2 separate regions of the Homo sapiens genome follow, and region 2 is linked to region 1. A link is a loop called in an ENCODE intact Hi-C map of the cell type or tissue named here. Cell type or tissue: Caco-2. All regions are shown on one strand. Each heading gives the region's core, and the rest is flanking DNA. Links, peaks and the distances in the headings are about the cores only. Region 1 overlaps PBX1 (PBX homeobox 1). Region 2 has its middle 40 kb from the start of PBX1.

Region 1 (12,461 bases), core at 1,631-9,630:
TTTGACTATTGCCAGAGTCATTATAGACCTGCCTATGATGTAGGAGTTTATTGTATCTAGTGGAAAACATACCTGTTTGTGGGGCAGAAGCTTCTGTTCCATTCATCCTGATTTTAGACACAGCATTTAACTTTTCAGGTTCAGTTCCATATGTATAAAGTAGGGATAATAGTGACATCCTAGTGTATTAAGAATTAAGGTGTTATTATTTCTGTCACTGTTACTTCACCCTAATTTTGTTTCCACACTCATCTCTGAGCTTTTTTACTTCTTATGTTGTTCAGTGTTTTCTAAATTAAAAAAAAAAAAAGAAATTATCCAGGAGGAACTCCAGGGTCAGAGAAATTTAGTTCCTTGGCCAAGGCCACACCACAGGTAAGTGGTACAGCGTGGATATGAGACTCAGTCTCCTGAATTGGATCAGTTACTTGCATGCACCCTGTACCCTCTGTCTTTATTTGGGTTGGAACCCTGGGGGTTCAGTGATCCTGTTCCAGGATCTACACTTAGCTTGGACTTCTTGTTGGTTTTCTTATGCTTATTTTTGTTTTATAAAATGCTCAATGGTGTAACATTTCCTTTGAGGAATCGTTATTCATTAAAAAGTCTGAAAACAGTGCTTTAAATCATGTCTGCTTCTTTTTGTACAACCAGTTACCTCACTTCTTCAGCCAGGATGGGTTTATGTGGCCCCTCAGGGCCTTCTAAGAAGACTATCTTCCCTGTCTTTTGTGGAAGGAACAGAGTTGGTTGTTGTCCCCTAGAAGGGTGGTCATCTCTTCTCCTTTGTAAGTAGATGGTGACATCAAGGGTTGACACTTGGAAAATATAACATAGTTCTATGACGACGTGGAACTATCTAGTTTTCTTGGAATAATGGTATTGAAATGGAGCTATTTGGGGGTGCAGAGATAATTTTCTACCACACTTTGAAATTTGTTGGCCAAGGATCAAGAATTTCCCAAATCTTTATACAGCCTTCAGAGGACCATGATATTCATCTTGTTGTTCCCACCTATGATAATTCTAAAGTTATTGCCTTGAAGCCAGGACCTGGTATGTACTTTTTCTCCATGAATTTGTGAAGTTTCTGCTATATTTTAGGACATTACCTTTAAGAATAGACTTTTTATGGCCTTCGTTTTGGGGTCTCGCAGCCATGTTGTAAATATAATACCTCAGGAGAGTTTGTAGGTTATAACTCTGGGCCTTTAAGATGCCTTGGCCTTAAATTTTTTATTTAAAAATTAAATAAATAATTAATTTAAGAGACTTAAATTAATTATTGCTGTACATTTCTGGAGAGTTCCCCAATTCCTGGGTTTCTGGTTCTCCTGGTATTTTAGTCCATATTCTGTTGGTATAACAATACCACAGACTGGGGAATTCACAAAGAAGTGTATTTGGCTTGTGGTTCTGGAGAATGGGAAGTCCCAGAGCATGGCTCTGGCATTTGGTGAGGGCCTTCTTGGTAACATGGTGGAGTTCATCACATGGTGAGAGGGCAGGAGCAAGAGAGCCAGACTGCTTGCTTTTATAACAAAGCAATTCCCACAGTAACAAACCCACTCCTAGGATAGCAATGTTAATCCATTTGTATCCATTCGTGAGGGCAGAGGGATTCAGTTTCCAACACATGAATTTTTGGGAGACATATTCAAACCATAGCCAGTTTGTTTGTTTTTATCTGGCTACTAGAGTAAGAATTCTTTTTTTCTTTTCTCTCTTTCCCCTTTCTCCTTCCTTTGTTCCCTCCCTTCCTAGAGGGTGGTAGAGACCAGAGCTGGAAAATTTCAGACAGGAGTTAGGTGTCGAGACCAAGGCACACTGTGGAGGGTTAAGTCATTGTCTTCCATTGTCTTAGGGCTTCTTTGTGTATCTCTCCAGTCCAAACCTTGTGGATGGATGACTACCGGCACTCTTAGAGATAGGAGAGACATCAGTTGAGCTGAACTAGTTTAATTCCCAGAGTTCTCTGAGGAACATACTAGTGTTTGTTGATTTTCTGTTGGATTACTGGAACTCTCAGTATGTGGTAAATTCCTTGAAAAACCTGATTGCATTTGATTTTGTCATTGGTTCTTATCCTTTCTGAGCAACAAGCACCACCCTTTCCAATGACACTCTGCCTTTTTTATTCTTTTTAACTTTTAGAAGAGCTACCTGGGCAGCCAAATTTTTCATAAAGAGCCTTACACCTGAAATAGCTTGACATTGTGTCATACCTCGGAGCGTATAGCATATTTCATTTATGTGATTAGATTTGACCTTTAAAACTACCCGGAGGTAGGAAGGGGAGGGATCATTATCCCACTTTTACATAAAAGAAAACAGAGGCTCAGTTGCCCCAGGTTATTCAACAGGTGTGTGGCTGAGCGTTAATTTGAATCCTGGTTTGTCCAGCTCCAGTCTATGTCCTGACCAACCCCGCCCTGCTGATAGACATCACGGTGTTTCTTTACACCAGATTTATTTTCTGTCTCTTTTTTCCTCCTGATTTTTTTTTTTTTTTTTGCAAAGAAGAGTGTTTCTGCCAGTAGCTTTATCAGATGATTTTGCCCCTCTTTTCATTCTCTCCCAATAGATCTCATGTCTAACACTACTCTAACTTTGCTCCCCTCTGAGACCAGCATGAACTCCAGTTCTTTCTAAATTGTGTAATTCTTTTTTTTTAAAATTAATTAATTATTAATTTTAAGTTCTGGGATACATGATGTGCAGGTATAATTCTTTCTTAATAGATTCTGAGCTTGACCTTCCAGTCGTCTTCTACTGCTCAGCCACACCCCCCTCCATTTTTGTTTCTTTTCTCTTTCTTCGGGCAAATCTGCAATTGTGGGCGCATATTTACCTTGTTATTTTTTACAGTATTCCCATGTGAACATTTTGCCAGCGGCCTCTTCTTAATTTTAGTCCTTTCTGGGGAAGGGTTAATAGTTCAAACCCATTGTTTTTCTTTTGAGGGTTGAGACTTGTTATAAAAGCTGCCTGGAGTGGGACTGTCCCTCAGGAGGGGAGGGGCACAGGCCTGGCATGGGGATAACTGGGAATGGGGTTTGGACACAGGATGCCTGGCGACTGTAGGGACACTTGTCTCATTTCTTGCTCTGTTATATAATATAAATGCTTAGGGAAGCTTAGATTCAATGGGTTGTGCCCTTCCAAAAGCCTACTGCTGGAGTGAAAACTGGAAATACATCTTTGCATATGTGTTCTTTCATTTTATTTTTCCTACTGGTTTGCTAAGCAAAGAGCTGGCTTTGTACAAACCCCCTCTCCCCGCTTTTTTTTTCTTCTTTTCTTAAAAAGCTTCTGTGCTCTTTTGAAACAAGCCAACAAAAGTTGAAGCCAGTGTGTGTGCAACTCAGACCTCATGAGCAATTCTTTTCCAAACCAAATTTTAATTCACAGCTGCCAGTTTAGGGGCAATGCTAAGACCCAAATCGTCCTGGCATCTGAAGCACCTGTCCTAATGTTGAGTACTTTAAATATGGTGTTCCCATTTCCTAAATCTCAATTTAGTCTGTTTGGTCTTACAATTGTGAGTATAATTATGGGAAAATTTAAATGGGATACTTGAGTCAGGACTGTGTTAAAAAATCCAAGATGTATTGCTTCTGTAAGGCTAGACTAAAATAATGAAAATATTAAGAGCCTAAAGTATGCTGCTGCTTTTTTTTTTTTTTTTTTTTTTTGATACAGAGTCTTACTCTGTCGCCCAGGCTGGAGTGCAGTGGCGTGATCTCGGCTCACCGCAACCTCCACCTCCTGGGTTCAAGTGATTTTCCTGCCTCAGCCTCCCGAGTAGCTGGGATTACAGGTGCCCGCCACCATCGGCTGATTTTTGTATTTTTAGTAGATATGGGGTTTCACAATGTTAGTCAGGCTGGTCTCGAACTCCTGACCTCAGGTGATCTACCCGCCTCAGCCTCCCAAAGTTTTGGGATTACAGGCGTGAGCCACTGCGCCTAGCCTACTACTGCTTTTTAACTAAAGTCTGCCTGCATTCCCTCTCTTGCCACAAAAGGCAAACAGAGCTTTTGGCACATTTGATTCCTGAGGCAGCCCCATGCCTGTTTAACACAGTGTAGCTTAACTGGTTAAAGCACCGGGCTAGTAAACACATGACTAGGGGCTCAATCCCTTGTGGGCCTGTTAGTTTATTTACTGCATTCATTGGCCACAGACTTCATCCCTAAAGTGGTCAAGCCATCTCAGACACGTTTGCTTCTGGTCACACCGATCAAGATTGATCCAGCCACTGAAGTAATCCAAACAACTCACTTCTAATGGGCCAGAGGTTGTCATCTTCATACCTGAGGAATGGCTTGCATTTTATAAAAATTGGAGATTCTTCTGCTCTCAGAATAGCAGACACAGGGCTGGGCGCAGTGGCTCATGCCTGTAATCCCAGCACTTTGGGAGGCCGAGGCGGGCAGATCACCTGAGGTGTCAGGAGTTTGAGACCAGCCTAACCAGTGTGGTGAAACCCCGTCTCTACTAAAAATACAAAAATTAGCCGGGCGTGGCGGTGGGCGCCTGTAGTCCCAGCTACTCGGGAGGCTGAGAAAGAATTGCTTGAACCTGGGAGGCCGAGGTTGCAGTGAGCCGAGATTGTGCCATTGCACTCCAGCCTGGGCGACAGAGCAAGATTCTGTCTCAAAAAAAAAAAAAAAAAAAAAAAAAAAGCAGACACAGAGGTGAACTTAACCTGAGATTAACCAGATTCACAGTTCAATAGCAACCACCTTTAGAGTCCCTAAGCTAAGAAACTGCTATGATTTTGATGAAACAGAAAGGAGGAAGGTAACTCTAGTTCTTTCTGAGGCATCCGACACTCCTTTAGAAGGGTTTTCCCAGGAAGCCTCATTCACTTTCAGGTAAGCCCATTATGAAGGGATAAGGATTTTACCGTATTCCACTGGAATAGGGGAAAAAACCATCTCACTTTAACAGAAAGCATGCAAGTGCCCTTTTCTGGAGGAGGTGGGAATGAGGGAGTACACAGACTTTAGCTTAAACTGTGGCAGGAGGGTCTTAATTTTGGCAGAACAGGGCATGGTGTTGCATCTCACCTGTTCCACGCTTAGTACAAGCCCTTCTTCCCAGTCCCTGTCACCTGCCTCATTTTGAGCTTTCACTGTATTTTCCTGTTGTTCCAGGGAAGATGAAGTGCATTTAAATGCTGCAGTTGGATACTGTGAAGATGAGACCCCTTAGCCTGTGGGATTAACTTTCCATGGAGCCCATTCTGGAGAGACTTGAGAGAGCACCTTTAAAAGGAAGTTAGCTAAGATACTGCCCTCCGTTTCAGACAGAGGTTGGAACCAGATCCTGGCTGAGAGCAGAGACCAGCTTCCACTCAGCCATGCACCCTAGGAGTGGGGATTCAGCTCTGTGGCTCCAGGAAGGTTAATCTTCAATGTTAATCCGTTTAGATAAAGTTGTTAGTTAAAAGGTAATCTGTTTAGCCTCCCTTTCCCCATTCTCCTGCCAGAAAAGAGGGAGTTCAAGTCTTCTTTCCAGGACTCCTGTGTTTTGGCTGAGACTGATTCTTCACTGTGGCCTTGGGAGAAAAGCTGCCTAACCAGTTCTGGGCCCTGGCTAGTTACAACCATGTGTGAGTTGTTTACAGTACGCACAGGTATGGGCTGAAGGGAAACAAAGCTTAAGGGATGACTAGAAAGGCTTGCTGAAATTGCTATGGGAGGGCCCCACCCTCCAAGCCATCTCCCCTCACACCCCGCTCGGTTTCAGTTTCTGCAGCTTGGTTATGCGACATTCTCTTAATCCTTTTTTGAATCTGGTCTCTACTTAAGCACTCAAGAAAACTGCTCCACAAGGATTGTTTTAGTGGGGTTTTAATTTTTTAAAATGTTCTTGTTTATTTAAATTGCTTGAACAAGGGTTTAGCTGTATGGGAAGAGTTCCTGCCTTTAGCTATACATGTTTCCACCCACTTAGACATGCTGCTCACCCACAGACTCATACAGCCTCCACAGACACAAAGCTTCTGTGTATCCTACATGTACCTGCACCCCAATTCTGTCAACCTCCCCACAGCTCTTGACTGGCTGTTTATCTATTCCATTCCACTACCTTCCCACCCCAGCCCTCAAAGTCCCAAACAGATTGAAAAAAAAAAAAAAAATGGGAGGCAGCAAAATTGCTTACTTGCACGAAAGGGCTCTTGCCTTTGAGGGGAGCTCTCTAGGCACCTAATTTCTCTTAGATTTCTTTCTGCCCTCAAAGGTACTTGTGGAATGTTTGCCGTTAAACGGTTGTAAATTAAGGGCTGAGTGTATGAAGCGTTAATGAAGGCTGCCATTGGAACCAGTCCACGTCCCGTCCCGGCTGGCAGGTTTGCTGTCCAAGAAGTCTCTTGCTGGAGGCCTGAGTTCCTGAGTGTCGGGTTTCAGCTCTCCTTTCTTCTTTTTTCGTCTTTTCTTCTGCAGCTATTTTTTCCCCTACCTTCCTTATAATCCGTCCCTTCCCTTCCTTCTTCCATACCCACTCCACCCCTACCCCTTTGGCTTTTTCTGAAAGTAACCATGAGGAACAGAGTCAGAATGAGGCTAGGGAAGCAGCATTTTTTTTTTTCTTTTCCTGTAGAAAGCAGGGCCAAAAGGGTGCATTTTATTTTTTTCTGCTTTTCCTTTTATCTCTTTGTGTTTGCTTCATTTCTTTCTCTTTAAGTCAAGGTTGAAATTGATGTTTGCAAAAGACAGGAATTTTGAATAACTGCCTGAGTTAAACAGAATATGGAGAAACTTTGACTCTGTCCCATGTATTAAAAATTAAAATTAGGGCAAAATAATGCGGATTTGTCCTGGAGGACCTGGCCAGATGTAGCTAGAGGACTTTCACAGTGCTGGTATAATTATACCTGGATATGGGATAATCTTCACTTTAAGCAACTCCATTATGTGAAAATACAGATCCACAGATACATATACAAATAAACACTTCCAAAAGAAATCCTTGTATAATTCAATGTAATATGTGTTTTTAAGCTACAATATGTAAGCCATCAAAGTACTGCATTATTTTTAGATAACAGACTTTTCAGTTTGTTTAAGGTGTGATTACCTTTACCAAACATCATTTCTACTCAAATAGAATGCTTACAATAAACTGTATGGAGGATACCTACATAAGTCATGTCCTGAGTTTATACTATTTCCTAGAGACATCTCTTTTATACATTTCAAGTTTTAAGTTTAGTCTGATGTTTTATACTTTTCAGTTTAGTACCTGAATTGTATCTATCTATGAAATAATAACAGATAATAATTTTAAGCAGATACTGTTTGCTAGACATTAATGCAAGACACTCTGTACATTATGTCATTTCATTTTTTTTTTTTTTTTTTTTTTTTTTTTTTTTTAGAGATGAGTCTCTGTCACCCAGGCTGGAGTGCAGTGGCACGATCACGGCTCACTGCAGCCTCTGCCTCCCAGGTTCAAGCAGTTCTCCTGCCTCAGCCTCCCAGGTAGCTGGGACTATAGGTGTGTGCCACCACATCCAGCTAATCTTTTGTATTTTAGTAGAAATGAGGTTTCACTATGTTGTTCAGGCTAGTCTCGAACTTCTGAGCTCAGGCAATCCGCCTGCCTCAGCTTCCCAAAGTGCTATGATTACAGGCGTGAGCCACTGCGTCCGGCCTATCATTTAATTCTATTGCCACTTCCATTTTAGAAATGAAGTGACAAAGCCTCACAGAGGATATGTAAGTTGTTCTTGACCACACTATGTTTGGTTGCTTGCCTTTGTATCCACCTGTGTTTCATCATTATTGCACAGTGTTCCCATTACTCTAAGGGTTACAATCTGAGGTCCCTTCCACCCTGACATTCATTCATTTGTGCATTCAGCAGTTACATGTATTGAGTGCCTACTGTGTGCCAGGATGCCCTGCCAGTCAGGCCAGCACTCAGTGATAACTACTGGTCACAGGATCTAGTGATTTGGCCTTAACAAATGAAGGCTGGACATGACCCTTTTTTATTCTGTCCTGAGAGCCGTTGCCTATGCTATCCACTTATTATAGCGGCATTCATATGTAATAAATAACTTATCAAAATAGTCATAAAGGACTTGGCAGACAAAATGAACTGCTAGAGAAGACTGCATTAAATTTTAATAGGAAGAATTCTTAGTAATAAGTAGGAAATGCATCTTGGTGTAGAACTGAGTCATTCTTTTGTGGCTTTCCCTAAGACATCTTCATATCAGTGACTATTTTTTTTTTCATTTATGAAATACTGTGCTTTTAGACAAAGTGTATTTGAAATTTCTCACTCTGTTTCCCAAGTAAATAAACAAATAAAAGTAAAGAATGGAAAAAGACAAGACAAACCATCTTCCTTTATTCCATAGAGGTGGAGTGCCTTCTAGTAACAAGTGCTGTGTGCCGTGTATGGAAGACACCAGTAATCACATCATAGACCCTAATCTCAAGGAACCTGTGTTCTTGTGGGGCAGTCAAAGAAATAGGCCTAGTCCAGGGTATTAAATGCTGTGATGGGGATACTGAGAGAGTATCCTGGGAATGTTTAGGAGGGCACCTTATTGTCTTGGTGAGGATGACGCAGTCACAGAAGTTTCTTCTAAAGAGAAGACACATAGGCAGAGATCTAAGAATGAATTAGAGTTCTCCAGATAAAGGGGATGTAAGGGGCAGAGGGGAGCAGACTGGCCGAAGAACATTTTTGTTAAAATCCTTTTTTTTTTGTTTTGAAGAAATATGACTTTTGTCCTAAAATTCCACAGCAGAGCTTCCAGGGCTATGGTAGGGATTAAGGTATTCTACAACAGATGAACAAGTCTTTTAGGGACAGCCTGGTGAGTTTAACCTCTGTAGGGCTCCTGTAGAGGAGGCACTCTTTGTTATGGGAAGAACAGGGCCCTTTTTAGTGAGAAGAGGGGCCTTGGGTCTCTCCAGTTTTCCTGATTGGCTGTGCTGATGGCTTTTACTCTTCTTTAAAGGAGGCATAATACAACCCCGTTAATTGAAACTCCAGTGTTTAGAATGTTTGGTGGTTTGTGAAGCCCTCCTGTAAAAGGCAACTGACCAAGCATATAAATAAAGCTATGAAATTAATACATACATGTTGAGCATTTAAATGTGTAGGGTGCTGGGTTTATGTACTCAAGGTTGCTTGCGGGGATTATTTAGCTGGTTTAAATAAACAAACTTTTAAAAGGCTTTATAAAGTAAACAACATCTATTTGCATACCAATTCCAATTTATACTCTGCTCAAAAATAGGTCTGATGGTGCCTCTTTGTGGAAACAGTTTATCAGTAGTTAGAGTTTATGTCTCATAAAGTTTTAAGATTTTATTTTTCATTAAAATTCTTTGAATTCAGACACTTTTGGTAATTCATGCCTTCCCTCCAGTTTCCCTAGATTGGGTAGATTTTCCTGGAGTTGCACTCTCTATTTTTATAATAACATAAGCATATTGATGATAGTGAATAGGCAAAAGGCTGTGGGTAGTGTAAGAGCAATTCTTTTCAGCTTCAAGGGATTTTTAAAAATTCTTTCATTATTCAAGAGTTGTAATTTGTTGTGTATATTTAAAATAACTCTCATCTTTCAGTCTCTCCAATAAATGCATTCTGCTATATGGCCAGGTGTGGTGGCTCACGCCTGTTATCCCAGTGCTTTGGGAGGCCAAGGCGGGTAGATTGCTTGAGGCCAGGAGTTTGAGACCAGCCTGGCCAACATGATGAAACCCCATCTGTATTAAAAGTACAAAAATTAGCTGGGAGTGGTGGTGGACGCCTGTATTCCCAGCTCCTCAGGAGGCTGAGGCACAAGAATTGTTTGAACCTGGGAGGCGGAGGTTGCAGTGAGCTACGAAAATTGTTTGAACCTGGGAGGCGGAGGTTGCAGTGAGCTATGAGAATTGTTTGAACCTGGGAGGCGAAGGTTTCAGTGAGCTGAGGTAGCGCCGCTGCACTCCAGCCTGAACAACAGAGTGAGACTCTGTCTCAATAAAAAGCATTCTGTATAAATCTATGATATCTGAGAATCCGATGTCGTATTTGCTTATTGTCTCTCTTTCCTGCTGGAACATAAGCTCCATGATGGCAGGGACTTTGTCTTGTTGCTGTATCCTTAGCAACTAGAACAGTCCCTGCTGCATGGTAGAGTCTTCATATTTATTTAATGAGTGTATGAAACAGTTCATTCTTTGTGCATGGAAACATGATATTTGCACATTTTATAAGATATATTACATTAATACTAATATTAATACTGCCTTACATATAACAAGTTTTTTTATGAGAGGAATTTCAGACTCTTATAAAATCATTTATTTACAGAAGATGGTATAACTAACTCTGACATGAGGTACTGGGGAAGTATTTCAAAGTGACGTTGGAATGGGATTTCTGGATATTGCAGGATGCAAGAGGTTGCTGAAGAGCAAGTTTGTGGCACACCAGGCTGTGAGAGCACCGCATGGGCAAAGGCCCAGGGTCATATGATCTGCAGGGCCATAACAGGAGTAAGTAGATTGGGGTCAGATTATGCCAGGCGAGGAATTTTATCTTGAAGGCAGTTGGGGACTATTGAAAAATCAGAGGACAGTGCAAGGGAAGGGGATGAGAGGTAACAAGATCAGATTTGTACTTTAAGGTAATTTTGGTGTCTCTGTGGAGGATGGATTAAAGTGGGGGTGAGATTAGAAAAAAATGAGCTAGAAGGTGAGAGATGGTGTAGTAAGTGGGATGAATGAGTTTAAAAAGCTATTTTTGCGATTAAATTTAAGCAATTTGCTAATGGGAAGGTGGTTTGAGGGAGAAGGAAGAGTTGATGTTAATACCAAGGTTTCTAGTTTGTAAGTGAAGAATAGCAATGTCTCAAAGGATATCAAGATTACCAGAGGCTGAAGAAAGCTACTGAGGAAGGTTAGAAGGAGAGAGTTGACGAGTTAGATTTTGAGTAGCCTGTAGGATATTCAAGTGGAGCTGTCCAGGAGGCAGTTGGAAATATATGACTGAAGCTTCAGAGAGAGGTCAGGGCTAGAGACATAAATTTGGATATAATCAGTGTGTAAATAGCGATTGATGCCGTGAGAGGGAATGCAGTGATCCAAGAGAGCCTACACAGTATAGAAGCAGACCAGGGCCAAACCCTGAGAAGGCCAAATATTTGGCAAGGTGGTTAGTGGAGAGGTTAAGAACAGGATTATCAGAGAGGCAAGAGAAAAATCTGGAGGGAGTAGCATCTTAAAAGCCAAGGGGAGTTTGAGAACTATAGGTTCATCCGCATCATTAGATGCCACAGCCTTCCTCTGGGCTCTTATACTTCTATCTTAACATATATTATGTTAACTTCATGTATTTTCTATCAGGTTTTCCTATGTCTGTGAGCTCTGTGAAAGCAGGGATAAAAAGTGTTTCATCTTTGTGCATAGGCCAGAAATGGCAAATAGGTTTCATTTCATGTTCCAAGTCTGAGTATTCTCAGCTGAGTCCAGAGTCTGCAGAGAAGAGTGCCTTCATCCATTAGTGATTTCTGATTAGTGATTTCAGGATCAGGGACTGATGGCAACTTGCCCTGTATTTCTCATGTCTGCATTAGGCACTTATTCATTCATTATTCAACAGATACTTACTGAGTGCCCAGCATGTGCCAAGTACTGTGCCAGGTGCTCAATAAATGTTTATTGAATAAATGTTGAATGGTTAAAGGAAGGCTCGCAACATCCTTTAGAAGGAATGGGAAAGGACCTGAGTGAGGTGAGCCACCTCTGAGAGCCCAGCTGAGGCCATTTTCAGTGTTGTGTGCCTCAGGTCATCCTGCCTTCCACCTATGCGGAGTGTACTGGTTAACACAAAGTCTCTGGTAAAAGAATGCCAGATTTTAATGATTTTTAACAAAAATACTTTCCACTTTTGTAAGTATTTAACTTATTAGTGTGCACTTGCATCTCACTTGATCTTTGCATTAATCCAGCAAGAGAGATAGGCCATATGTTGTCATCTCTATTAGACAGATGAGGAAATAGAGATATTTATTACTAAAAATTTGAGTAAGAAAGCAAACACTGAGCCAGAATTGGAACTGAGGTCTGACTCCCACTTCTAACTCTTGAGAGTATGGCTCAGAAATGGGCATCTCTAGTCACAAAATGTGGCTGAGCTGTTTGGGCAACTAGCAGAGCTGGACACCTTGTGATTCAGAGGGGCTTTCCCATGGAATGCAGGGGGCCACAGGCAGCATTTTGGATGGTACAAGGTTGGTAGGAGGAAGAGAAGAAATGATTGGCTCCCAGAGGCTTCATGGGCTCCCAATTCATGATTCTTTCTCTGTGGCTAATTTTTGTTAAGTATAAGAATTCCAGGAATCTCTTAGGAATTGTGGAGACTGCTTTCTCCTGAAATATAAAACATCTGCTCTTGGTCTCTTTGGAGCTCCACTGTCTGAGGGGAAAACAGGGAAA
Region 2 (12,461 bases), core at 1,816-9,815, 83 kb before region 1:
GCCAAAAAAAATCATAAGTTCCTTTAGAAGCTGACAGATAATATATCCTGTGTGGATCTTTCCTGGGTGGGGGGGACCTTTCTGGTGCTAAAGTGTCACATGACCATAAATACTCCTTGGCTACACCTTTAATTTTTTTTTTTTTTTTTTGGTTTTGTTTTTTTTGAGACAGGGCCTGGCTCTGTTGCCCAGGCCAAAGTGCAGTGGCTTGATCTCAGCTCACTGCAACCTCTTCCTCCCAAGCTCAAGCCATCCTCCCACCTCAGCCTCCCTAGAAGCTGGGACCACAGCCACCACACCTGGCTAATTTTTGTAATTTTTATAGAGACGTGGTCTCACTTTATTTCCCAGGCTGGTCTTGAACTCTTGAGCTCAAGCAATCCACTCACCTCAGCCTCCCAAAGTGCTGCGATAACAGGTGTAAGTGACTGTGCCCAGCCTAAACTATTAAATGTGATGGCTATCCAGTGATATACTTTGACATTCTTTCTGTTGTTGTTTTGATTTTTTAGTAATGGAATATTTTATTGTATTATTTTTATTTATTTATTTATTATCATTATTACTGAGACAGGGTCTCACTCTGTCACCCAGTCTAGAGTGTAGTGGCGTGATCACAGCTCACTCATGATCATGGCAGCCTCAACCGTCCTGGGCTCAGGTGATCCTCCTGCCTCAGCCTCTCAAGTAGCTGGACTACAGGTGCCTGCCACCATGCTTGACTAATTGTCATCGTTTTTCATAGAGATGGGGTTTCACCATGTTGCCCAGGCTGGTTTTGAACTCCTGGACTCAAGCCATCCTCCTGCCTCAGCCTCCTGAAGTGCTGGATTACAGGTGTGAGCCACCATGCTCGGCTATTTATTTATTTATTTATTTATTTATTTTTAAAGAAACAAGGTCTCCCTCTGCCACCCAGACTGGAGTGCAGTGGCACATTCATGGCTCACTGAAACCTTGAACTCCTGGGCTTAAGCAATCCTCCTGCCTCAGCCTCCCCAGTAGCTGTGACTACAGGTGTGCACTACCACACCTCGGTAATATTTTTTTTAATTTTTTTAAAGACAGGATCTTGCTCTGTTGCCCACACTGGAATGCAGTGGCTCTATCATAGTTCACTGTAACCTCAAACTTCTGGGCTCCAGTGATCCTCCTGCCTCAGCCTCTCAAGCAGTCTGTAGGCACAGACTACCATGCCCACTTAACTTTAAAAAAAAAATTGTAGAGACAGGGTCTTTCTGTGTTGCCCAGGCTGGTCTCAAACTCCTGGACTCAAGTGGCTGTTCTACCTCAGCCTCCTAAAGTGCGGGGATTACAGGCATGAGCCACCACACTCAGCCAAATGGCATTTTTTTTTTTTTTTGAGACAAAGCCCCTCACTGTCACCCAGGCTGGAGTGCAGTGGCGGGATCATGGCTCACTGCAACCTCTGCTTCCCGGGTTCAAGCAATTCTCCCACCTCAGCCTCCCGAGTAGCTGGGATTACAGGTGCCCACAACCACGCCTGGCTAATTTTTTGTACCAAATGGCATTTTTTAAGCAAACATTTTGGAAACTCCTTTTGGACATTTATCTGGTAATATGTAGAGGATCTATGTTTTTTGGTCCTCTTTTCACCAAAAAAGTGGTCCCTTGCAACTTCTTCCTCATAATGTGGAACCATGATAATTTCCTCAACCAGACTTGACGTAGTTGACCAAAAATAATCCCCACTGAAGAACAAATTACCTTGCATTGTGAGTAGGTTATCATCATAACCTAAAACAAAAGAAGGTATTAAGCCCTCTGGAAAACTAAAGAAAACTCAATGGACTACGGGGAGAAAAGCATTCTGCTGGTTCTTCCCTGTCCAGAAACCTTTGAGATCCGCTTGCTAATCACCTGTGTTCCAGTGAACATTTTCTAACAAACCTTATTAGGCTGAAGCGAGAGCTACATAATAACAACAACGACAACAAAAACTCTTAATTTAGCTGTTAGCCAGATTTTGTTTTGTTGGGTGCTTTACTGGAAGATTTATGGGAGCTTTTTATATCTGGTTTTATAGTTTCATAATCAAACTAATTGCTGTTAATTGATTTAGGATGTATTGGGGTGAACATAAAGCAAGCATCAGGAAGAATTAAATACAGTGTGGGCAGTTTGAGAATGGGAGTGAAGCTGGGAGACTTTTTGCAAAATAACAGTGGCATTTTCAATGGTTATTCAGCATTTTGTGCTTTTCTCAAATTTTGCTCAGTGAAGACTAATTTAGTGGGGATTTACTGGCTCTTAAAGGAAAGCCATAATAATTTCAGAAATGGGTTGCCTTCCAGGACTCTCCCTGCTGACTTAGTGCATCCAGCCTGTGCTCCAGGAGAATGGGCAGCAGAGTGAAGGTAGGGATCCCTTGGAAGGACACAGTGAGCCCAGCCACAGATGGCTGATGTCCATGGAGAGAGCAGCCTATATTTAATCAGGCATCTCGGAGTTGAGGAGTCTATGATTCAGATTCTATTTGTGGAAATAGACTGCATCAGAGTAAAAGGATGTATGAGGCTTTGCTACCCTGGTCCTGTCCCACCCCTGACACTCAAGGGGCTAGCTAGAATATTCAGTCCACAGCTCCACAATCCCCTGAGCCACTTCAGTGATTACCTTCCGTAATCATGTTCTCTCCAAGCCTCAGCTATGGACAAGTGATCAAATGCACAAAATGTTTGTGAAAAGTATATGTGATCATGTATGTGGGAATGCTTTGTGAAACCATAAAGTAGAGTAAAATGAAAGACATGACGCCGAGGAAGATAATTTTTATAACTGCTATATAGAAAAGTCAGTCTTTCACGAAACCTCTTGGCCCTCCAGCTGGGACTTGTTCAGAACCATTCCTGAAAGTCCTTTGATCTGCCTTGAAGATTGAGCTGGTCACGGTTGTGGCTGTGGCATTTACCAAGCTGAGGATTAAGCTTCCTCATTATGTCAGGGCCCAGAGGGGACATATTTATTCCTTTGTTTGGCTCATCCTGATGGTGAGTTTCCTACACTGAGTGAGGGTCAGCCTTCTTTATAGGTGAGCTAATGGGCTCTGTGGCAGCAGAGCGCGTTCTGGGGTCTCACAGAGGCGCTGAAGAATCAAAGCTGTGCCTGCTCCCAGGAGGAGAAATGGTTGGGACCCTGACCTACTGGGAAAGCTTCCAGCAAAGCTAATAGCATCAGGTCCCTGCCCTTCCCTTGCTGATTCAATCGCAGTTGCATTCTCTTGGCAGATCCAACAACTATGCCTTGTGAAAAACAGCTGTCCAGTCCCACTCATGAGGGAGACTCTATCACTGAGAGCTACAAAGTCAGACTGCAGTGGAAGCACCTAAGAAAACATTTTAGTCTCATGTTGTCCAAATATGCATATAGATACAGTATAGAAGTTAATACGTCAGTTTTTTTCTTGGTGGGTGATGGTGAACAAGTTGCTGGTTCTTGTTTTTCTATTTGTAGATTGAGGAAACTGCCTATAAAATCCTTGAGGAGAAGCCTGCTGTAAATACAAAGCATTTTTATTATTGCATCACTGCAGACAGTGTTATCACTTCTTTTCTTCAACACGTGTAACCTCCCACAAAGAATAAGGCTATTTGCTAGATTAGATGCCACTTTTGGTGACAGGTCAGAGAAAGAAGCTGGGTTTGATGCGGACTGACAGGTTCGTAAATTTGGTTTCTAATTTTATGTATTTATTTCTTTTAGAGAAAAGAGGGAGAGAGGGAATACTCAGAGCCATGAAATCATTAAAACCAATTCCCTTTCTCTCCCCAGCCCTCCCTTTCTCTGAGTGTGCGTGTGAAACAATCTTTGCAGCTACAGAGCCATCCGATGGTATTGATCCAGATGTGGAAATTGGTATTGACTGCTGCTGCGGCTCTGTGCACTTCCCCGGCTTTTAAAGACACAGCATATAGGTGATTTCACTTTGCACATGACAAAGCTCTGGAGACATTTGCTGAAACAAACTAAATAATACAAATTAAAAATCGGGTTTTATATCTTACTCCCTCACTTAAACGAAATGAGAAGACAAAGAGCTTCCAAACGATGACATTAAAAAGGAAAGTGTGATGCACCTTTCCAAGAAGAAAGAACAATTTGTTTGCACGTTAATTTCATCCTGACCACTGGTAAATGTCTAAGTACAGCCTCAATGTTGTTAAAATCCTTAGAGGACCTGAAAGCTTAATGGCAAGTGTGGTCTGTGAGTCAGAGATGTTGTAGTAGTTCTCTATTGCTGCTCTAAAAAATTATCACAAACTTAGCGAAGTAAAACAACACAGATTTACTGTCTTATAGCTCTGTAGGCTGGAAGTCCAATATCATTCTCACTGGATGAAAATTAAGGTGTTGGCAGTCTTTGTTCTTTCTGGAGTTTTTACGGGAAAATCTGTTTTCTGCTCAGTTCAGATTGGTGACAGAATTCAGCTCTTTGTGGTTGGAGGACTGAGGTCTGAGCTTCAGGAGGCTGTGACACTCCTTGGCTTGTACCTCTTTTTCCATCTTCAACGCCAGCTTCTGGCATCTTTCTGGCCAACTCTTGTTTTCATCATTTTTAAGGACTCTTGTGACTATGCTGGATTGACCAGAATAACACAGGATAATGTCCCCCATCAAGGTTCTTCACCTTAATCGGGTTTAATAATTCCCTGTTGCCATGCAAAGTAACATATTCACAGGTCCTGGGCATTGGAATATGGGCATGCTTGGGAAAAAAGAGTTGGCATTATTCTGCCTACGGCAAATGTCATGGTTCTATGCTACTTTCAACTCTGTTTCAGGACAGGCTAGCAGAGATTTTTTTTTTCCTTAAAAACTAACACTTGATTTTTAATAATAGACAGCAATGTTATTCATGCATTGTTTGTGAGCACTTCCACAATGGATGTACATTCACACAATGGATAGAACCGTCGGCCACTTTTTTTTTTTTTTGAGACAGAGTCTTGCTCTGTCACCGAGGCTGAAGTGCAGTGGTGCAATCTCAGCTCACTGCAACCTCCACTTCCCAGGTTCAAGCAATTCTCGTGCCTCAGCCTCCCCAGTAGCTGAAATTATAGGCTCCCACCACCACGCCTGGCTAATTTTTGTATTTTCAGTCGGCCTGGCTAATTTTTGTATTTTCAGTCGAGACGGGGGTTTCACAATGTTGGCCAGGCTGGTCTCGAACTCCTTACTTCAGGTAATCCACCAGCCTCAGCCTCCCAAAGTGCTGGGATTACAGGCGTGAGTGACCGCACACGGCCAATCGGCCACTTTTAATACCATGCTCTGGTCAGGCATGGTGGCTCATGCCTATAATTCCAGCACTTTGAGAGGCTGAAGCAGGAGGATCATGTGAGGCCAGGAATTTGACACCAGATTGGGCAACATAGTGAGACCTTTCTCTACAAAAAATAGAAAAAAAATTAGCCAGGCATGGTGGCATGCACCTATAGTCCTATCTGCTCAGGGGGCTGAGGCAGAAGGGTTGGTTAAGCACAAGAGTTCAAGGTTACAGTGAGCTCTGATCTCACCACCGCACCCCAGCTTGGGTGACAAAGCGAGATCCTGTCTCTGAAAAAAAAAAAAAAAAAGTTCTTATATCAAACCTTAGCCTCCCCATCCCCAAATGCTAATCTGTTGAAAAAAATTTTTTTTGCTACATTAGTCTTAGAATACCACGGTGAACACAACATAGTCTGGTTCTCCAGAGGCTCACAGTTAGGAGAAACATGGGTCAGGTAATTACAATGCAAGAAAAACTCATCCTGCTATTGCAGATGATATAAAAGAGCCAGACCCCTCAGCAACAAGCAGTGCTGGGGTGTATAACTGCCTTCCCAGCACCTCCTTGAGAGGGAGATACTTTCAGTTCTGTTTTACAGATTGCTAAATTAAGATTACAAACTAGGTCATCTGCTGCCCAACCTCATGGTGGCAGATGGGAGCATGGTGCTAGGTGTCAAGAGCTCCAATTCTAGTCCTGTTCACACCTTGAGAATGGCTTCCCACAGGACAGCATGCATCCTGGGCAGAGATTTTTCACTTGCCCGTATTTATTTAGACATTTCTGAAATCATCCTTTCTGTGTTCTTCAGGGGACTGTGATGCTGTAGCCTGTCTACTATAATCCCAGCCCAGGGCAAGTCTGTCTCACTGTTGCTTATGCCTGCAGACAAACTCATCATCTGTTTTTAGCCCATCACAGGGTATGGGCCCCTTGGCTGAGAGTCCACTGTCAGCCTGAATGGCTAATTGAGACCTCCCGTGTGCTGAGCTGGTGCAGATGGCCATGAATGCAACACTGTTAGACACGGAGGGAAGGCAAAGCATCATGAATATTTAATCAGATATAAGTAAATATTAATGAAACAATTGTCTCTTTAAATGGTTAAATTACTTTCCATGCTCCAGTCCATTTTTATTTCACCATGGCACACACACATACACACACAAATTATACATTTTTCATCTATGCTAGTAATTTCCAATTTGGTCTTTTTAATGTGGAAATCCCCATTATACTAAATCTAAGTCTTCCTGAATTCATTCCTGAAGTTGAAAAAAGCATGATTCTGCCCTGAAATGTATACTTCACAACTTACTGGATTCCAATGACATGCCTGAGTCTTGTCTACTCTGATTTCATGGCACAAAGCCGTGCATGCCATCGGGAGGCAGGAAACCTTAACTCGAGCTCATGTGTGGTAATTGCTTTATTCTGCATGAACTCGCTCTAATTCCCCCCAAAACAAGAGAGAAGCTTAATCTTGCAATATTAATGACTACATTGTTTACTCCTCTGGTATTACCTGGTAAGTTGTCTGGGATGTCTTTGGATATCTCTTCCTTTAATTATATTTCTCTGTGTTAGTTTTCAACAAGACAATCAATGAGTTTTCTACTCTTATTTTTCAATATCTTCTCCTTGAGCTAGTCTTTCTTCCCTCAACATTTTTGAAAGTTTATTCAGATTAAATTGTGTCTCCTTAGAATTCTTTTGACCATTGTTCATCTTTCTTTCACACTGTAAAATTGTCTTCCTTCTTTAATGTTCTCTTGCCTGAATCTACTCTTTCATTTTTTAATTGACTTTTTAATTCCTGAATTTCAGATTATCCTTTTTATGCCTCTTTGTTTAGTCTCTTATGTCAAACGGAACCATCTCTCTTAACATTACTGAAACAGGACAGGCATGGTGGCTTATGCCTGTAATCCTAGCAATTTGGGAGGCTGAGGCAGGAAAATTGCTTTAAGCCAGGAGTTTGAAACCAGCCTGGGCAACATAGTGAAACCCCACCTCTACAAAAAAAAAATTAAAAAATGAAAATTAGCTGAGAGTGGTGGTGCACACCTGTAGATCTAGCTACTTGGGAGGCTGAGGTGGGAAGATATCCTGTGTCCAGGAGTTGGAAGGCTGCAGTGAGCTATGATTACACCACCGTACTCTAGCCTGGGTGACAAAGGGAGACCTTGTCTCTAAAAGAAACAAACAACAACAAAATGAACATTACTGAAATGTCCCAGAATCTCTTATCCTACTTCTAAACTCTAACCTTTCTCTTTCCTCTCAGTCGTTGGTTATCACAGCAGTGTCTTTTGTCACCTTTTAAATGTGTCTAAAACTAATTTCCTAATTTTCCTTTCATAATCAAGTGACTTAATGGCCTTGCAACCTTTTTTCTATCCACTCTCTCCAGCTATTGTGCTATTGAACACACCTTGTCCTCCAGCAAGGATAGAATAATTGGATCACAGACATGAAAGAGTTCTTTTCCTCAGGCAAATCCAATCTATTTTAAAGCCAATATTAAATAAATCTTTGAACCTTCTCTGCAAATAAAGAGCCTTCTCTGGCCAGGCACGGTGGCTCACACCTGTAATCCCAGTGCTTTGGGAGGCCTAGGTGGGCAAATCACCTGAGGTCAGGAGTTTGAGACCAGCCTGGCCAACATGGTGAAATCTCGTCTCTGCTAAAAATACAAAAAATTAGCCAGGCGTCATGGCACACACCTGTAATCCCACCTACTTGGGAGGCTGAGGCAGGAGAATCACTTGAACCTAGGAGGCGGAGGTTGCAGTGAGCCAAGATCACGCCGTGGCACTCCAGCCTGGGTGACAGAGTTGAGACTGTCAAAAAAAAAAAAAAAAAAGGACCTTCTCTAAATTCCATAATCACATTTTATAAGTCATTCAAATTTTTTATCAATCTTACCACCAAAGTGGTATATATACTGTACATAGGGATATCTATATCTCTAAATAAAACATGCATATCCTGGCCACATGCCGTGGCTCACCCCTGTAATCCCAACACGTTGGGAGGCCGAGGTGGGTGGATCATCTTAGGTCAGGAGTTCAAGACCAACCTGGCCAACATGGTGAAACCCCCATCTCTACTGAAATACAAATATTAGTTGTGTGTGGTGGCGCATGCCTGTAATCCCAGTTACTCAGGAGGCTGAGGCAGGAGAATCGCTTGAACCCAGGAGTCAGAAGCTGCAGCGACCTGAGATCATGCCACTGCACTCCAGCCTGGGTGACAGAGCGAGACTCCATCTCCAAAAACTAAAATTAAGAAAATAAAACATGCATATCCCTATATATATTGCTACATAATATATATTAGAAATATATATACACACAAATATATATTATACATTTATATATTGTATACAATATATAAATATTTATATGCAAATATATATTGTAATATATATTATACATATAATATATATAATAAAGCAGTTACTCAAATTTGGGTCCCTGTCAGCATTCTATGAAGGAAAAGCTGCTGCAGCCATTTGTATATTTAAGAGCAGCATTCTAAGAGGGAAGAAGTGGAGGAAGATCTCCTGATTTGTTTTCTTATTTTGCATGAAAAGCAGACTCCCTTGCCACAACCTTCCTAATTTAGCTCCTAACCTATCGCCCTCACCTCTCCCTGTTCCCCTAGTGCTCATCACTTCCTATAACCATGTCCAAACTGAGGCAACAACAACAGCAACAAAAAAGGAAATCCAACTAGCTTGCTAACTAGCTGCTAGTGCATCAATAGTTGTTTGACACAGGACAAGTCACTTGAAATGTTCCTCATCTATAAAAACCTAGACCTAAACAGTAGATTTGGGATGTTTTCAACTTCAAAGTTAAGAAATTTTCCTCAAACGAACTTGTACACAGAAACCTCCAGTACAAAATAGACACAGTAGAAGTTCTTTGGTGAAGAACAGAGAACCCCATGTTCCTGACAGCCTGGGCTGCCTCACCAACACCTCACAGGCTGTCCCTGCCAGAGAACTCCTGGGTTCCTCTGAGAGTATTCCACAGAAACTACCGGACCAGACAAAAATGGATGCCAGTTTTAATATTCTGCATTTCTATAAAAATAGTGAAGCTTGGAAATAATAACACACAAACATTTAAAGACATAATTCACTTTTTGGAATAGAATTCCCAGCAAGTTATTTCTAAACTAGGTCCACACTTCAGAGTTGTTTCATCTGTAGTTCTGACTGGTTCTGAGTCATTCAGCATCAGCACCTAATATTCTTGTTTTCTACTGCTGTGTTTCTCCCTCTCTTCTCCTTTTCTTTCAATAAACTTCATTGCTCAATGCTCACTCTGTGCCGTACACTGTGCCAGATGCTTTTATATCATGTAAGTTTCTCTCAAGTACTATAGTTCATTTGATCTTAAAGAGGAAATTATACTTGATTTTAGATGCAAGAGGAAAACTGCTTAATTAAATGAACACTGTGTCCCATCTTTTAATAAAATAAAATAAAATAATCTAATATTTGCAGAAGAACAATAAGAATAATTATTTCCCAAAGCATATGCTTGTTCAGTGTGGATGAAAAGAACATCATGGTCATGCTTTGTAATAGAGTTTCAATGTCCTTTGCCTTAGGAGTGAATTTAAGGAATATCTAAAGTATCATTCTCACCATCTCTGCCTTCTCTTATATAATAGGATAAAAATCACTGTCTTGAGTTGTTTAACAAATTATCCATGTATTAAGGAACTGCCAGACTCTGAATGAGGTGAGGTGATGCAAAGGCTAATAATACATAGTCAAGACACAAATATCTAATTATTGTGAAGCATCATGAATATAATAATAGTGATATGGACAAACCTACTAGGGACACACAATAGTGATATGGACAAACCTAATAGGGACACACAATAGTGATATGGACAAACCTACTAGGGACAAACAAAGGAGGCGGCAATTTTTTTTGTCTTAGAGAAAGAAAGACCCAGGAACAATTCACAGAGGACATAACATTGGAGTCTACAAAGATGGGTGATACTTCACCAGCATGGTCTTGGCAACGGGAACAGTGGCTCAAAGGCACAGAGCTAGAAAGAACAAGGCCCAAGGTCAAAGCACAGGGTATGTGGCATGTAGCCACAGACAATGAGGAAAAAATGTTATGGGTGAATTGTAAGGTATCTTACCGTATTCTAGCCTACAGACAATAAGGAAGATTTTTAACCAAGCAAAAGGCATAATCAGATCTGTTTTTTAGAAAGATTACTCTGTCTGGGCCGGGCGGGGTGGCTCACACCTGTAATCCGAGAACTTTGGGAAGCCGAGGCAGGTGGATCACAAGGTCAGGAGTTCGAGACCAGCATGACCAACATGGTGAAACCTTTCTCTACTAAAAAAAAAAAAAAAAGGAAGATTACTCTGTCTGCATTATGAAGAATGGCTGAATTTGAGGGTGGAAAAAGTGGAATTGGAGTAGGGGTTAATTCAATAGTCTCAATATGAGATATTTCAGAACTGAAACATATGGATTCTAGTGACATATTAAAGCTATGCAGAGCATGGTGTGGTGGCTCATGCCTGTAATCCCAGCACTTTGGGAAGCCAAGGTGGGCGGATGACTTGAGCCCAGGAGTTTGAGACCAGCCTAGCCAACATGATGAAACCCCATCTCTACAAAAACACACACACACACACACACACACACACAAATTAACCAGGTATGGCGGTGCTTGCCTGTGATCCCAGCTACTCAGGAGGCTGAGACGGGAGAGGGTTGCCTGAATCTGGGAGGTGGAGGTTCCACTGAGCCAAGATCACGCCACTGCACTCTAGCCTGGGTGACAGACTGAGACCCTGCCTCAAAAAAAAAAAAAAAAAAAAGCCTATAGTACTATAGTATGTTTAAACTGAGACATGCAGAAGACCCTGTTCATACCTTATTGGATATGTCTTAACACAAGCAAGCAATACCCAAAGAAGTGAGTCATGGGAAGGAGCCATTCCCTGGTACTAGCAACAGAGCTGGTCTTCGTACAGACCACATGAGACCCTCTTCCATCTCAGCCTCCTGAGTAGCTGGGACCACAGGTGAGAACCACCATACCTGGCTAATTTTTGTGTATATATATATATATATATATATGGTTTGTTTGTTTGTTTGTTTTTCTATAGAGATGGGGTTTCTTCATGTTGGCCAGGCTGGTCTCAAACTCCTGGGCTCAAGTCATCCGCCCACCTTGGCTTCCCAAAGTGCTGGGATTACAGGCATGAGCCATCACACCCAGCTCTTCATAGCTTTAATATGTCACTAGAATCAATATTTTTTATTTCTGAAATTCCCATGTGGTCAGAGTTTGGCAAACTGAACCAAGATGCATGAAAGAAACATGTTACAGAACTAAGACACCTTAAAATTCCTCCTCATTAGAGCAGAATTAACCTGGGAATCTGCAGTTGGGAAGTCAGTTAGTATTTGCTGGGGCTCAGATACTTGAGATAGGAGTTAGGCAGGACTTGTTTCTCAAGACACAGGTCACAAAGACCCCACTGCTTGAATAGGATGTGGTAAAGAGGCCAGCCAAAACCAGCCAGAATCAAGACGGTGAAGAAAGCACCTCTGGTCGTCTTCACTGCTCATTATATGCTCATTATCATGCATCAGCATGCTAAAAAACACTCTGACCAGTGCCATGACAGTTTACAAATGCCATGGCAACATCCAGAAGTTACCCTATATGGTCTAAAAAGAGGAGGAACCTTAGTTCCAGGAATTCTCTGCCCCTTTCCCAGAAAACTATGACTAATCCACCCCTGTAGCATATGATCAAAAATAACCATAAAAATAGCCAACCAGCAGCCCTCAGAGGTACCCTGCCTATGAGTAGCCAACATTTTATTCCTTTACTTTTTAATAAACTTGATTACACTTTACTCTGTTGGCTCAATCTTTTTTCCTGTGTGAAGCCAAGAACCCATGCGGCCTCCTGGGCTGAGCCCCAATTTTGGGGTTCACCCTGTGACAAACTTACACCCCAAAATATGGCACTTTGAAGCCTCAAGGTGTCTCTAACCTTCCCCCTGCCTCCAAAGCACAGTATGACAGCTGAAGTTCCTTTACACCCCTAAGATCCAGACCCACCAAAAGGAACAGTAGTTTTTTTCTTCTCCTCTCTGTAA

Evidence for each region. Peaks named below come from ENCODE experiments on the same cell type or tissue, not always from the same donor. Only the 100,000 strongest peaks of a DNase experiment are listed, where the experiment ranks them.
Region 2: it touches region 1 in a loop (3-fold over the local background); 8 of 110 quality-filtered maps call a loop at or near these places.

Annotation. Positions count from the first base shown.
Region 1 is chr1:164,596,575-164,609,035 of GRCh38, forward strand. The region is part of intron 2 of PBX1 (PBX homeobox 1); the gene reads left to right. Among named protein-coding and RNA genes, the nearest start is that of PBX1, 44 kb to the left of the region's middle. RefSeq lists enhancers at 5,641-6,406, 6,407-7,171. In Caco-2, for the core only: no CTCF peak of the experiment used is centred there; DNase peaks (open chromatin) are centred at 5,617 and 6,335; H3K4me3 peaks cover 188 bases.
Region 2 is chr1:164,512,961-164,525,421 of GRCh38, forward strand. No RefSeq gene overlaps it. Among named protein-coding and RNA genes, the nearest start is that of PBX1, 40 kb to the right of the region's middle. In Caco-2, for the core only: a CTCF peak has its summit at 5,964; no DNase peak of the experiment used is centred there.